Regions from separate parts of the Homo sapiens genome. Here region 1 is linked to region 2. The links are chromatin contacts, found by Hi-C or POLR2A ChIA-PET in ENCODE. All regions are on one chromosome and are shown on one strand. Each heading gives the region's core, a stretch centred on a gene start or an enhancer-like site at or near the end of the contact. The rest is flanking DNA. Distances are from core to core; before and after follow the strand shown. Region 1 has its middle 30 kb from the start of MIR4433A. Region 2 overlaps LOC124907774 (a long non-coding RNA gene).

Region 1 (5,593 bases), core at 192-2,691, 250 kb before region 2:
TCTGTTATATTAGTTATAAATGTTATAAAGGAGATAGAATTGAACAGCTTGTAACTGTACTGAATTTGATTTTCATTTCATAAGATTTATAGAGTGATGTGAGAGTTTAAACTTGTCCTAAAAAGGCTCTTAAATGAAAAACATGTCAGCTGTATTGAAAAAGGGCCTCAAAGAGCTTCTCCCTGCAGGAGTCAGAACTTATTATGGCATCATCAGCTAGTTTCAGTGCTGCTGGTGAAATGTGATTTCTCAGATAAAACAGCATCCCAAGAAATGACATTTACAAAACTTGGTTCTAGCCAGTTTGGAGCAAGAATTCACACATTCACACTGCTGTCCTCACTGCTGGCGGAGACCAAATTGAGAACATTTTTAGCAGGAAGAGCTGGCACTTGGCTCTGAACCCCATGGCTAGCGCCTGTGGAGAAACAGATAAGGAGTTGTACGGTTTGCTCCTAATAACCATGTTCCCTTGACATTGTAAATTTTTGCACAAAATTACCCAGAAGGCATAACAAAATACTCTTTGCTACAGTAAACCACTCCCGTGCATGGAAAGTATATAGTGAGCACTGGAGAGATCCGGGCTTCCTTTTCCAAAGTTTTTGGAACAGACTCCAGGTTTCTTTCCACCCAGGGGAAAAGCTGCTACAACACTTAAGGGCGGGGGGGGAGGGGAGGTGGGAATGATTAAAATTTGTTTTAAATGTGAATCATGACAAACCTATGAATTAGAAACTTAGAGAAAAACTTATTTGAGCAAGGATAGTCGCCAAAAAGCTCAGAGCAAAATTGAAAAAAAAAAAAAAAAGTCCTGATGCTCCAAGACTTCAGACTTGTATGCATCTGGTGCTGTTGAGAGACGCCCTACACTGAACTGTCTCCCCCCGGGGCCAGACGGCGCCTCAAACATTCCCCCACAGCCTCCTTTTAGATGAGGGCACAACTCCGTGAAGCTCCAGGTAGGATCGAATGTTATCTGGAAGAGGAGATACGTTAGTCCCAAACTGCTGATTGTCAAACTATCAGAGTCCTTAAGGAATTGGTCTAAGGGTAGGTAAGTTTGGAACGTAGGAGCTGAGTGGAGAAGGGAAAGGGGATCAAGAAATGGGTTTCGAGCATGAGACAGGGCAGAGCTGGGCATGAAAGGGGCCCTTGGAAACCAAGGGAGATTGGGTGCCTAAATTTTGGGAATAGGAGATGGGATAGAAGCACCTACATTAGTTCTCATTGACTATGACCCAGGTATGCAGAGTTTTTTTAAGCCAATTTTTCATAAGCTGTTATGCAACATTTGTCTTCATCTGTCAGGGAGCCTGCAAACCCAGTTGCACCACACAGTGGCGTGATTGTTTTCCTCCCGTCTACGAAGCTCTGGTTTCAGTGGCTCTGCCAATCACAGCTGTTTCTGGATTGTTCACAGGGACCGGGCACGGGAGCAGCGTGGGCGGCTGAATTCCATAGAAGCAGAGACCTCATTGTGACCATCAGCCCCAACTTGCTTTCATGGGGTTTTCACCAGAGCTTCCCACAACAGCTAAATAAGGGGTAGCATTTCTCCCTCGGGCCCCTGTCTGATGCCTCCTGTCCTCTAAGAGGGGTAGAAAGTGAGAGGAAAAAGCTTAGCAAGTCTGAATTATCCTCAGTCCAGACAATCAGCCAAGGGATAACCAGGAACAACTGGGGTTCCCCCGGATATTTGTTGGCCGTCCTCCCCTCGTGCTCTGCTTTGCAGACCTATCACTCAATGGGCCCTGAGTCAGGGGTAATTTACTAGCTATTTTACCAGTCTCACTACTTCACAGCGGGTGGAAGCTTCCAATTGGCTTGCAGCCCTCTAAAGCTTACAAAAAAAAAAGCCTATTTTCTGCCATATTGAGCTTTTAGGCTCTAGGCAGAGCTTTAATAAACTGAGCCCCAAAAGACGTCCCTCACATAGGGGGCTCTAGACAGCAGCCCTGACGCATGGGCCGATCTATTTCTTGCCTAAATTAAAAAAGTCCAAGTCTATTTTTCCCCCTCTTTCTGGGAAGCTGACCTAAACAAGTAAGGATATGCTATAAATGCCTTTCAAGACTCCACTTGCAGGTTCTAATTATAATTAAGATGATAATATTACTTTGAATTTGCGCTTTCTTCCAGAGTGCCCCGAGCGCTCTCAGCTGCGTGACGGCAGGTATTACGCCCTCATGTGTATCCACTTGCAGCTTCTAATTACACCGTCTTTTGATTCTGATTCTGAACTCACCTTCCTTCCCTGAGCCTGGGGCACAAGGGCCGCCTCACTGGGCTAACTTCCCTCGGTGTCTGGCCTGCCCTTCATTCAAGTTATCTGCTGGAGGAGGTTCCCCTGGCGGGGCCCCTGAGAGCTGGGCCTGACCTGCAGGCCTTTGCAGATGCACTGGCTTCCTCAGGCCCCATCCTGCCGGGAGCCTCTCCGCTGTGGCTGTCGTCACCCTCACTCCCCGGACTCCTGGGTGCCAAAGAGTGAGCCTGGTTTCCTGCCCTGTCTCTAGGGAAGGGCCCCTCTCTGAAGGTGCTCCACACCCAAGCCTGCCCTCAGTGGACTCTCTGCCCTCATTGCCCCATCTCCAGGGCAGGGGCAGGCTTGGACTTGCTCATGTCCCGCTATCCCGTGCTGGCAGAACACAGAAGCTTTGTGTGGTCTTCCAGGATCCCCTTGAATGCGCGCTGTGGGAGGAAATTCTGGCAGACTCTGACTTTTCTGGTCCCTCTAAGCTAAAAGAGTCCTACAGTCACTGAAGCCATGAGATGTAATCTCCTTTCAGAAATCAAATGTCCACTCCTGTGGAATAACAAAAACTCAAAACTGGATTTAGAGTCCTCATCTTTCTCCCAACTCAGGCCTACTATGGGCGTGGGGCGGTTGTGACTGACTCTCCTTGCCCTCTCCTCCCTTCAGCTGCTGACTATAGTGCCCCAGGGTTGGAGGAAGAGGAAGGAGAACTAGAGAAAGGTGCAAGAAAGCTCCAGGGTGGGCCTTCTCAGCACTTAACTGCTATTAAAGTTCAACCTTCCTCAGCAACTCCCTCCCCTTCATCATCACTGAGTTCTCTCACCTGTGGGTCGCAGGTGAAAGGTCGATGCATCGCAATCCCAGCAGCTGCCTCTGCTTCCTTGGTTCCTGGAAATCCAGCAACATCTCTGCTTCTCTTGGCTGAGGTTCCTTTACCCCCAGGGCACTCAATGAGCCAGCTTCCAAGTCCCTGCCTTCATCCTTTCCCCATTTCCCCTAGCCCAGTAAAGCCCTCTGTCTGCGCCCCTCCATCTGAAGACCTTCGAGGTTTTCAAGGCTGGTCCAATCCAGTCTGCCCCCAGACTGAAGGTGATACACATTAAGTTCTCCTTAAGCCCCTCTATCGTGAGAGGAATGAGCTGCATCCTCCATTTCTCCCCACTGTGTGCACAGGCACTGGAGCCTTCTCCAAAAATCCTCCCTGGAAACCTTGTCCCTTCACTCCCATTTTCAACTCTATTTTTAATATGGATCTTGGAGAGGGGGTTAAGAATAATGTTTTTTTCCTGACTCTGTGGGTCTCATTTTGGAACATGGTTTGTGTTGTCTTGGTTCTTTAGATGTAACCCAAACATGGTAGGAAAGGGAAGCATGAGCCGAAGTCCTCCCTGGCCTCCCTTTGGGACTTTTTTTTTTTTTTTTTTTTTTTGAAACAGAGTCTCGCTGTGTTGCCAGGCTGGAGTGCAGTGGTATGATCTCGGCTCGCTGCAACCTCTGCCTCCCGGGTTCAAGCGATTCTTCTGCCTCAGCCTCCTAAGTAGCTGGGACTACAGGTGCACGCCACCATGCCCAGCTAATTTTTGTATTATTAGTAGAGACGGGGTTTCACCATGTTGACCAGGATGGTCTCGATCTCTTGACCTCGTGATCCACCCACCTGGGCCTCCCAAATTGCTGGGATTACAGGCGTGAGCCACCGTGCCCGTTCCCCTTTGGGACTTTAACATCACATGTTCCCAGGGGCTCTGATTGTTAGAATACAGATTGTCCCCGCTTCCAAGTTGGGGCTTTTATGAATCCATAGTGTTAAATCTCTGGAGGAAAACAGAAGGAGGATGTCTGTGTGTGCTTCCCTGTGAAAATCAGTACAGGTGTAGGTAGTCTTCCTCAGGCTCCACTCAAATTTACTTAGGCTTTCCAGCAAGAGCAAGACAGCCATGATGTTTGGGATCATTTTATGCATGTATCTTCTGGGTGCCTGGTACCCAGAAGTTTATTTCACCTAATCCCAATCTATTTCCCTAATGACACAACTATGATGTGTCTTGGAATACTTACCCCTTCTGTTAGTATCATCCAGGTGTCTAAAGGAACAGTTTGAAGAAGCATTCATATATTTTGGAAAATGATAGTCTAAGACACTGCCCAGTATATTATCTTGTATATAGTACCTATAATATACTACTTATTATATAAAAGGTAATATAAAGAGGCCAGGCGGGGTAGCTCATGCCTGTAATCCCAGCACTTTGGGAGGCCGAGGTGGGTGGATTGCCTGAGCTCAGGAGTTCAAGACCAGCCTGGGCAACACAGTGAAACCCCGTCTCTACTAAAATACAAAAAATTAGCCAGGCATGGTGGCATGTGCCTGTAGTCCCAGCTACTCGGGAGGCTGAGGCAGGATAACTGCTTGAACCCAGGAGGTGGAGGTTGCAGTGAGCCAAGATCATGCCACTGCACTCCAGCCTGGGTGACAGAGTGAGACTCTGTCTCCAAAAAAAAAAAAAGTAAGATATTGAGCAGTATCTTTGACTATCATTTGTTACCTTCTGTTAAAGGTAAACATGATAAAACAACTACTGATGTTTAGTGCTAGAAAATATTTCTATCCATAAGCAAACATTTATGCTTCCTTTTATTTGCCAGTGAGAACTATACAACTTGATGTATTGCTTATTTTGCTTTGCCTACCAGGAAGCTCAGCACTAAATTTAGTGTTCAATTGCAGCAACTAATTCATCCCAGCAATCTGGTGTGTTTATCTCATTTCACTTTTATTTGGTTTCTGTTATTTTTCTCTTTTTTAAAGCTTTTGTTGGCCAGGCGCAGTGGCTCATGCCTGTAATCCCAGCACTTTGGGAGGCTGAGGCGGGCAGGTGACGAGATCAGGAGTTGGAGACCAGCCTGGCCAATGTGGTGAAACTCCGTCTCTACTAAAAATAGAAAAAAAAAAAAAAATTAGCTGGGTGTGGTGGCTTGTGCCTGTAATCCCAGCTACTCAGGAGACTGAGGCAGAAGAATTGCTTGAACCCAGGAGGTCAGAGCTTGCAGTGAGCGGAGATGGCGCCACTGCACTCTAGCCTGGCGACAGTGCGAGACTCTGTCTCAAAAAAAAAAAGCTTTTGTTATGTTTTTAGATATATTCTAACACTGTAAACCACCTCCAATCCTGTTTTTGTAGTTGTCAGGACATATAATAAATCCAAAATAAATATGAATAAAACTCACATTTGTTCATTCTTCCAAAATTGTTTATTGATCACCTCCTACATGTCCGGCATTTTGCTAGGTACTAGGAGAAACTCTGGAGGGCAAACAGACTAGTGCTCCCCTTGG
Region 2 (6,267 bases), core at 1,762-4,261:
GGCATAAGCCACCACGCCTGGCCTATAGCTTTGATTTTTAAAAGGTTTGAAAGTATCTTTCTCAAGTCAGTGTCACTATAGGATTTATCTGGGTAGGTACAGCAGAATGGGGCTAGGAAGTAAATGACATTGTCAAGAGATTAGTTAAAAGTAATACATAATAGGCTGAGCAGGGATCTAAGTAAAGATAGAAGGGAGTCAATAAAGATTAGGAAGGAGCCTGAGTAGTCTAGTCATTTTTGTTTAGGTGTCCATCCTGCCCCAGTATGGCTTATGTACCTAAGGGAAAACAAACTCCTGTTTCAGAAGTGTGCCCTGATGTTTTAAGTCAGTGTTTCTTCATAGAGGCACTATTGGCATTTTTGGCAGACCAAAATTCCACACGACTGTCCTGTGTCTCCCCTCCCCCATCCCTCTTCCAGTAAAAGCCAGTGGTACTCCCAGTCAGAGCAACATTTCCAAATACTCTGAAGGAGGCAGTGCTGCTCCCAGTTGAGAACCTCTGATCTAAATCAGTCATCATAATCTCAACTCCCTTGTCACTGTAATTGGCTCAAAAATGGATAACTTAGTTCAGAGCTAAGCAAATTAGCACATGGCATTCCCCTAGTCACCATGATTGGTTCAGGTTGTTCTAATTAATGAAAGGCCAGGATTTTTGTTTGATGGTTAAAGACTCACTCCTCAGTTCCTCTGGACTTAATGCAGAAGCATGCAGGCTCAGTTGCTGCTGACCTCCAGCCTGTATAACCACGAGGGGAGCCAATCCCAGAATGAAGCTCACGTTGAGGGTGCGAGAGTAGAGAAAGAGAAGAAACAAGGCCCTTGGTATGTCTGTCTGGCAGGTAACCCAAGGCCTTTGCCACTGCTGAATTTTCAGTTACTTGAGTCGGTAAATGCCCTTAATGTTTAAACCAGTTAGACTTGAGTTTCCTGTAGCCTGCAAATGAAAACATACTACTTAAAAGAGGGAAGCAGAGGGAGGTTGAGTCAAGGGAGTGAAATACGGGGAAGGATATAAATGAGAGTAAGGGATACAACAGATGAATGAAGAGGCTTATGTCTTGGGTAGAAACTGAGGAATACAGGGACAATAGGTATGCTAAGTTTGGCTGGATGCGAGATTTTACAAAAATTAGTCTGGTCTCTTAGACTGGGGGTTGGGGTAATCAGAACAGTTCTAGTATTGTGTTGTGATAACCCAGTGAGGTTTGTATTACTCCAATGTATAGAAGAAGAAACTTGAGACCCACCCAAGTACCTAAAGCTAGTAGCTGGCAGAGGTAAGCCCTAGCAAATTTGATTCCAGCACCTAAGTTCTTTCCACTGCTTCCCCATTGTTATGTGATGCCAATGGGGTGGAAATAACCAGGGTGAGAACAAAAAACCCTTATTAATCCTTCCCACACCTCAATCCAGGATGAAGGGCAAGACCAAATGGGTCAGTGGGATTGTTTTCCCCTGTAAAAGCGATGGGCCACCTGTAGGGTCGGTGGTACAGTGTTTGGAGTACCATGCACAAATGGGTCATGGGCTCGCTGGAAAGGCAAGACAGACAGCTTACCCAACACCTACACAAATGAAGGGAATAACCACAAGGTACACTGAGGAGAAGTGGCTCAAAGATTCTGGTGAGATGAAAACTATTTAAGGTTAATTGCCAAGCACTGAATATCACATTCTGTGCATCTGCATGCTTCTCATTTCAGAAACTTATTTTTCCCCTTTTAATTTATTTTTGAATAGTTCATGCATGCATATGGAAAAAATGCAAAAGGTACAGAAAACGTTCCATGAGAAATAGGTTTTTCTTCCTTCTCTGTCCCTCAGTTATCTTCCCTGGAGGTAACTACTGTTGACAGACTCAATCTTTCCCCTCCGTCTCCTTCCTCCCCCTCTCTCCATTAGAGGCAGGGGTATGTCAAGCTGAGTTCTCTTTATTTGGTAGCAATACAGACCTTCCTAATGTAGCAGGGTTTAAATGTACTCACTAAAAACTAGATTTACAAAAAAAAGCAACTTCATTGTCGATAATGATTTCTTGCTGGAAAGCCCCCATTCCTAACGTAGGTGGAAACACTTGATCTTGCCAATTAAAGGTAACACAGTCTCTTTACGTTTACAACAGTTTTCCTTGGAAACTCACTCAATCTTTCAAGGTTTCTCCCTGATCCAATGGTTCTCCTCTCCCACTTCTCTTTCTTAAGATGTCATTCGGGTCTTGAAAAACTGGCAGAGCAAGTCTGTCTGCCATCATCCAGGCTCTCCCGGCCTCCCTTGATGAGGAAATTATCTCCGGCTTTTGGGCCTAGAACCATTTCCACTACTGACAGCCACGGCCCCTGCCATGGCTCTCAGTGGCAAGGACCATAAGCCTCACAACTTCTTGGCCCAAGGGCCAGGCCTCTTCCAGCCCATTCATCCCATTAGCCTTTATCATTCTACCACTGGATCTCCTAAAGACCATGCATGACCCCAAAGAACAGAAATCACTATCTCAAGCTACTTCTCTGTAGTTACCCCGGTTCCAAACAGAAAGCAGGATACATGCCTCCTCTTCTTTTAGTGCACCCTCCACTCATCTGGGGCAACCCTGTGCTGGTACTCTCTGAATGTCCCAAATTCCTGCCTGCTGCTTTTTTTTTTTTTTTTTTTTTTTTGGGACAGAGTCTCGCTCTGTTGCCCAGGCTGGAGTGCAGTGACGCGATCTCAGCTCATTGCAACCTCCGCCACCCAGATTAAAGCAATTCACCTGCCTCAGCTTCCCGAGTAGCTGGGATTACAGGTGCCCGCCACCACGCCCAGCTAATTTTTTGTATTTTTAGTACAGATGGTTTCACCATGTTAGCCAGGATGGTCTCGATCTCCTGACCTCATGATCCGCCCACCTTGGCCTCCCCAAGTGCTGGGATTACAGGCGTGAACCACTGCACCCGGCCTCTGCCTGCTGCTTTTATCTTCCCTTCCAGTCATGAGAAAGTGGCTCTGACATCATATCCTGTGTTCTTCTTGGCTGTATCTGTGATCTGTTCAGGGGCACTTTTCCAAGTTCTGCCTCACTAGCATATACAAATACATTTTTTTCTTTCAACAATGTCTGGTTTTTGACACTCAAAGCCCTTGATTTCAAACTATTGTTTTGCTATGAATTAATCCTATTTTGAAATTCTAAGCTAAGGGATGACTTATCCAATCTTGGCTGGGTTTTTTTTTCTCCCTGTGACTGAATGCATGCCATTGACTCAAGGGGGAAGCCATGGAGACAAAGACTTACTGGGCAGGCAAATACACTGATTTAACGTCTCACAAAGGTTATCTCCATTACATCAGCATAAGGTTCCCAGAGCCAGCTGAAAGGAAACCAACGTCAGTGTGGCAAATGCTACTGAGTTTTCACATTGTAACAGGGGGTGCAACCGCTGCATGGGAAAATTTCACGGTCCTGAAAGTGAACATGATCAGAATTGAACTACTGATTCCATAACTCTCCAGCCAATTATTGAGGTGCAAACTTGAGTCATTCTGGATTCCTCTCTTTTCTTCACACCTCACATTTAATCCATCTGCAATCAGGGCATCTAATGGAAAGAGGAGCCTTTTTCTAATTTTCACAAAGGCACCGTATGAGCCGGTAGTGGCCTGTTGATGAAACCCTAGGCCAAGCTGCCAGTGTCTGTCACCCGGACTTCTGCCATAGGCTCCTCCCAGATCTCCCCACTTCCGTGTTTGACCTCCTACAATCCATTCTCCACAAAGTAGCCAGATTAAATACAAATGAGATCACACCACTTCCCAGCTTCCTTTCTTTAACTCCTCCTCCAGCTTGTCATCACTCTGATCCGGCTCTGCTTCTTTCATCCTGGCTCCTGTTCAGCCTTATCTCCTTCCAAGCTTTCCCTCTAACTACTTGCCTGTAACCACACTGCCCATCTTGTTGCCTTCAAGTACACGGTACACAAGGCTTGTTTCTATCCCAGGTCCTTTGCACTTACTGTTTCTTTGCTAGCAGAGCTCTTCCCTGGATGCTCACACTGCTGCCTCCTTCACAGCCTTCAGGTCTCAACTCAGATGTCACTAAGCAGCCAAACCACACCCCAGGTACCAACTACCATAGTACTCCGCTTTATTTTCTTCATAGTCCTTAGTTCCTGAAATTGTATTATTTATTTGTTTGTTTACATGTTTATTGCATATCCCCCTTCCCTTAGAATGCAACTGCCTTAAACAGGGACTTGTTTTGTCTTTTTCAGCACTGTGTTTCTAGCATTAAACAGTTGCCTGGCACATTGTTAACACTCAGTAAATATTTGTGGACTGAAACCAACTAATGTCAACCAGGGGAGGGAAGGAGGAAGACAGTATTTTTTAGCTGCACAAGCACCAGTGGATACCATTTTATTTCTTTGCTAGGGAATATTAATTTCCATGTCAGGAAATCATTAAGGTTAATGTGGCTTTCTCGTGAGATACTTAGCTGCGAGACAGAACTAACATCTATATTTATGTCACAGAAAAGCAGTTTTTTCAAATAATCAAGTCAGTCAAAATATAAATTGTTAGCCTTATTTGCCAGGTACAAAATTTGACTGATTTGCATGTATGTTGGTGTGTGCTTAACCTGCTGCAGATCACCTGCTATTTTAGGGTGCCCTGATTGCTAAAAGTTGTTTACTTGATTTCTTTCATTTGAAGTGTGGCTGAGGAGGCAGGCCTGATCAGAGGCAAGTGGTCTAAAGAGAGACAATGTGAAAGATTTGTTTGGGTGTGCTATAAAATAACCACCAACAATCTTTAGGTCTTTCTTGGACTTTTGAGACTGAAAACTAAGCTCTCTTTGATAAGTGCTTTAAAATTTGAATAACTGATACACTGGAAAGTCCTGAACAGCTGTACAAACACTGAAGCAAGGACTTTCAAATTCTGCCCTGGGTGCTGGGCATGGTGACTCACACCTGTAATCCCAGCACTTTTGGAGGCCAAGACAAGAAGATTGCTTAAGCCCAGGAGCTCAAGACCAGCCTGAGCAACATGGCAAAACCCCATCTCTACAAAAAATTAGCTAGGTGTGGTGGCACACATTTGTAGTCCCAGCTCTCTGGGAGGCTGAGGTGGGAGGATTGCTTGAGCCCAGGAAGTTGAGGCTGCAGTGAACTGTGATCATCACATCACTGCATTCCAGCCTGGGTGACAGAGTGAGGCCCTATCTCAAAAAAAAAAAAATAAATTAAAAAAAAAAATCTGCTCTGAGTTACATGTTTTGAATAAAGGTGCAGAAAAATTAAGCCTCATCTTGATGAGAATAAACAAGATCAAACATCCTTCTCCATCCCTGGTTCATAGTGTCCACAATTTCTATCATTAGAGCTCTATATTTTTATCCTGGAGTCCTTTTTTAAAATGCGTCTATTCCTGGCAATATATTAGACCAATTCATGAAGACACTGAAACCACTTAGATCCATGTTCGTCCCTATTAGCCCTGAAACAGTAAGAAAGAGATGCATCAGGGGAGGCTAGATGTACCAACTCTGACTTTGCCGAACCTAGAATGGACCCAGTACAGTACAGTAGAGTACAGTAGTTGTTGAGCCTTTGGATAATGATATTGTGGAGCAAATTATAAGTTTTGCGATGTGAGTTACTTAATCTAAGAAAATAGATTTTTTGGCCGGGTGCGGTGGCTCATGCCTGTAATCTCAGCACTTTGGGAGGCCAAGGTGGGTGGATCATGAGGTCAGGAGTTCAAGACCAGCCTGGCTAACATGGTGAAACCCTGTCTCTACTAAAAATACAAAAAATATATATATTAGTCAGGTGTGGTGGCACGTGCCTGTAGTCCTAGCTACTCAGGAGGCTGAGGTTGCAGTGAGCCGAGATCGTGCCACTGCACTCCAGCCCGGGTGACAGAGTGTAACTCCATCTAAAAAAAAAAAAAAAGAAAATGGATTTTTTAAAGTTCAAATGTTGCTATGCAGTATAAATTTTGATGGATTTTTTTTTCTAGTGAGGGTCCCAACAGGCAACAGATGACACACTTGAATTAGGATAATTTGAGGAGAGTTTATTATTATTTTCTATTTATTTTTCGAGACAGAGTCTTACCCTGTCACCCAGGCTGGGGTGCAGTGGGAGAGAGTTTATTTTTAAAGAGACTATTTACAGGAGAGCTGGTGGGGTGTAATGGAAACATAAGGCTAGTCTAGAAACCAGGGGTTAGAAGCCTCAGAATGGCTTATACCCTTAGGCCCTAAGGAGTGATGATCAGAAC

Evidence for each region. Hi-C counts contacts between places; a loop is a spot of excess contacts on that map. ChIA-PET counts read pairs that join two places held with the same protein, here RNA polymerase II (POLR2A). Pooled maps may share reads with other maps.
Region 1: a loop to region 2 is called in a map of heart left ventricle, with 5 times the contacts of the local background. The contact joins two enhancer-like sites. A Hi-C loop is called at or near these places in 56 of 168 maps with a recorded cell type or tissue (GM12878, GM13976, GM18951 and 34 more), 7 of 37 single-sample maps with no recorded cell type and 20 of 50 pooled maps. POLR2A ChIA-PET finds 5 or more read pairs at or near these places in 23 of 52 experiments (A673, B cell, BJ and 19 more).

The regions. Positions count from the first base shown.
Region 1 is chr2:64,308,284-64,313,876 of GRCh38, reverse strand. No RefSeq gene overlaps it. Among named protein-coding and RNA genes, the nearest start is that of MIR4433A, 30 kb to the left of the region's middle. Within about 2 kb of position 1,441, at least 16 of the 41 ENCODE cell types and tissues checked have a DNase peak (open chromatin) inside an H3K27ac peak, as active enhancers do; they include A673, ascending aorta, gastrocnemius medialis and 3 more, where a contact is called at or near this core.
Region 2 is chr2:64,061,700-64,067,966 of GRCh38, reverse strand. The region is part of intron 1 of LOC124907774 (a long non-coding RNA gene); the gene reads left to right. Among named protein-coding and RNA genes, the nearest start is that of VPS54, 45 kb to the right of the region's middle. RefSeq lists a silencer at 4,902-4,991. Within about 2 kb of position 3,011, at least 14 of the 41 ENCODE cell types and tissues checked have a DNase peak (open chromatin) inside an H3K27ac peak, as active enhancers do; they include A673, ascending aorta, gastrocnemius medialis and 3 more, where a contact is called at or near this core.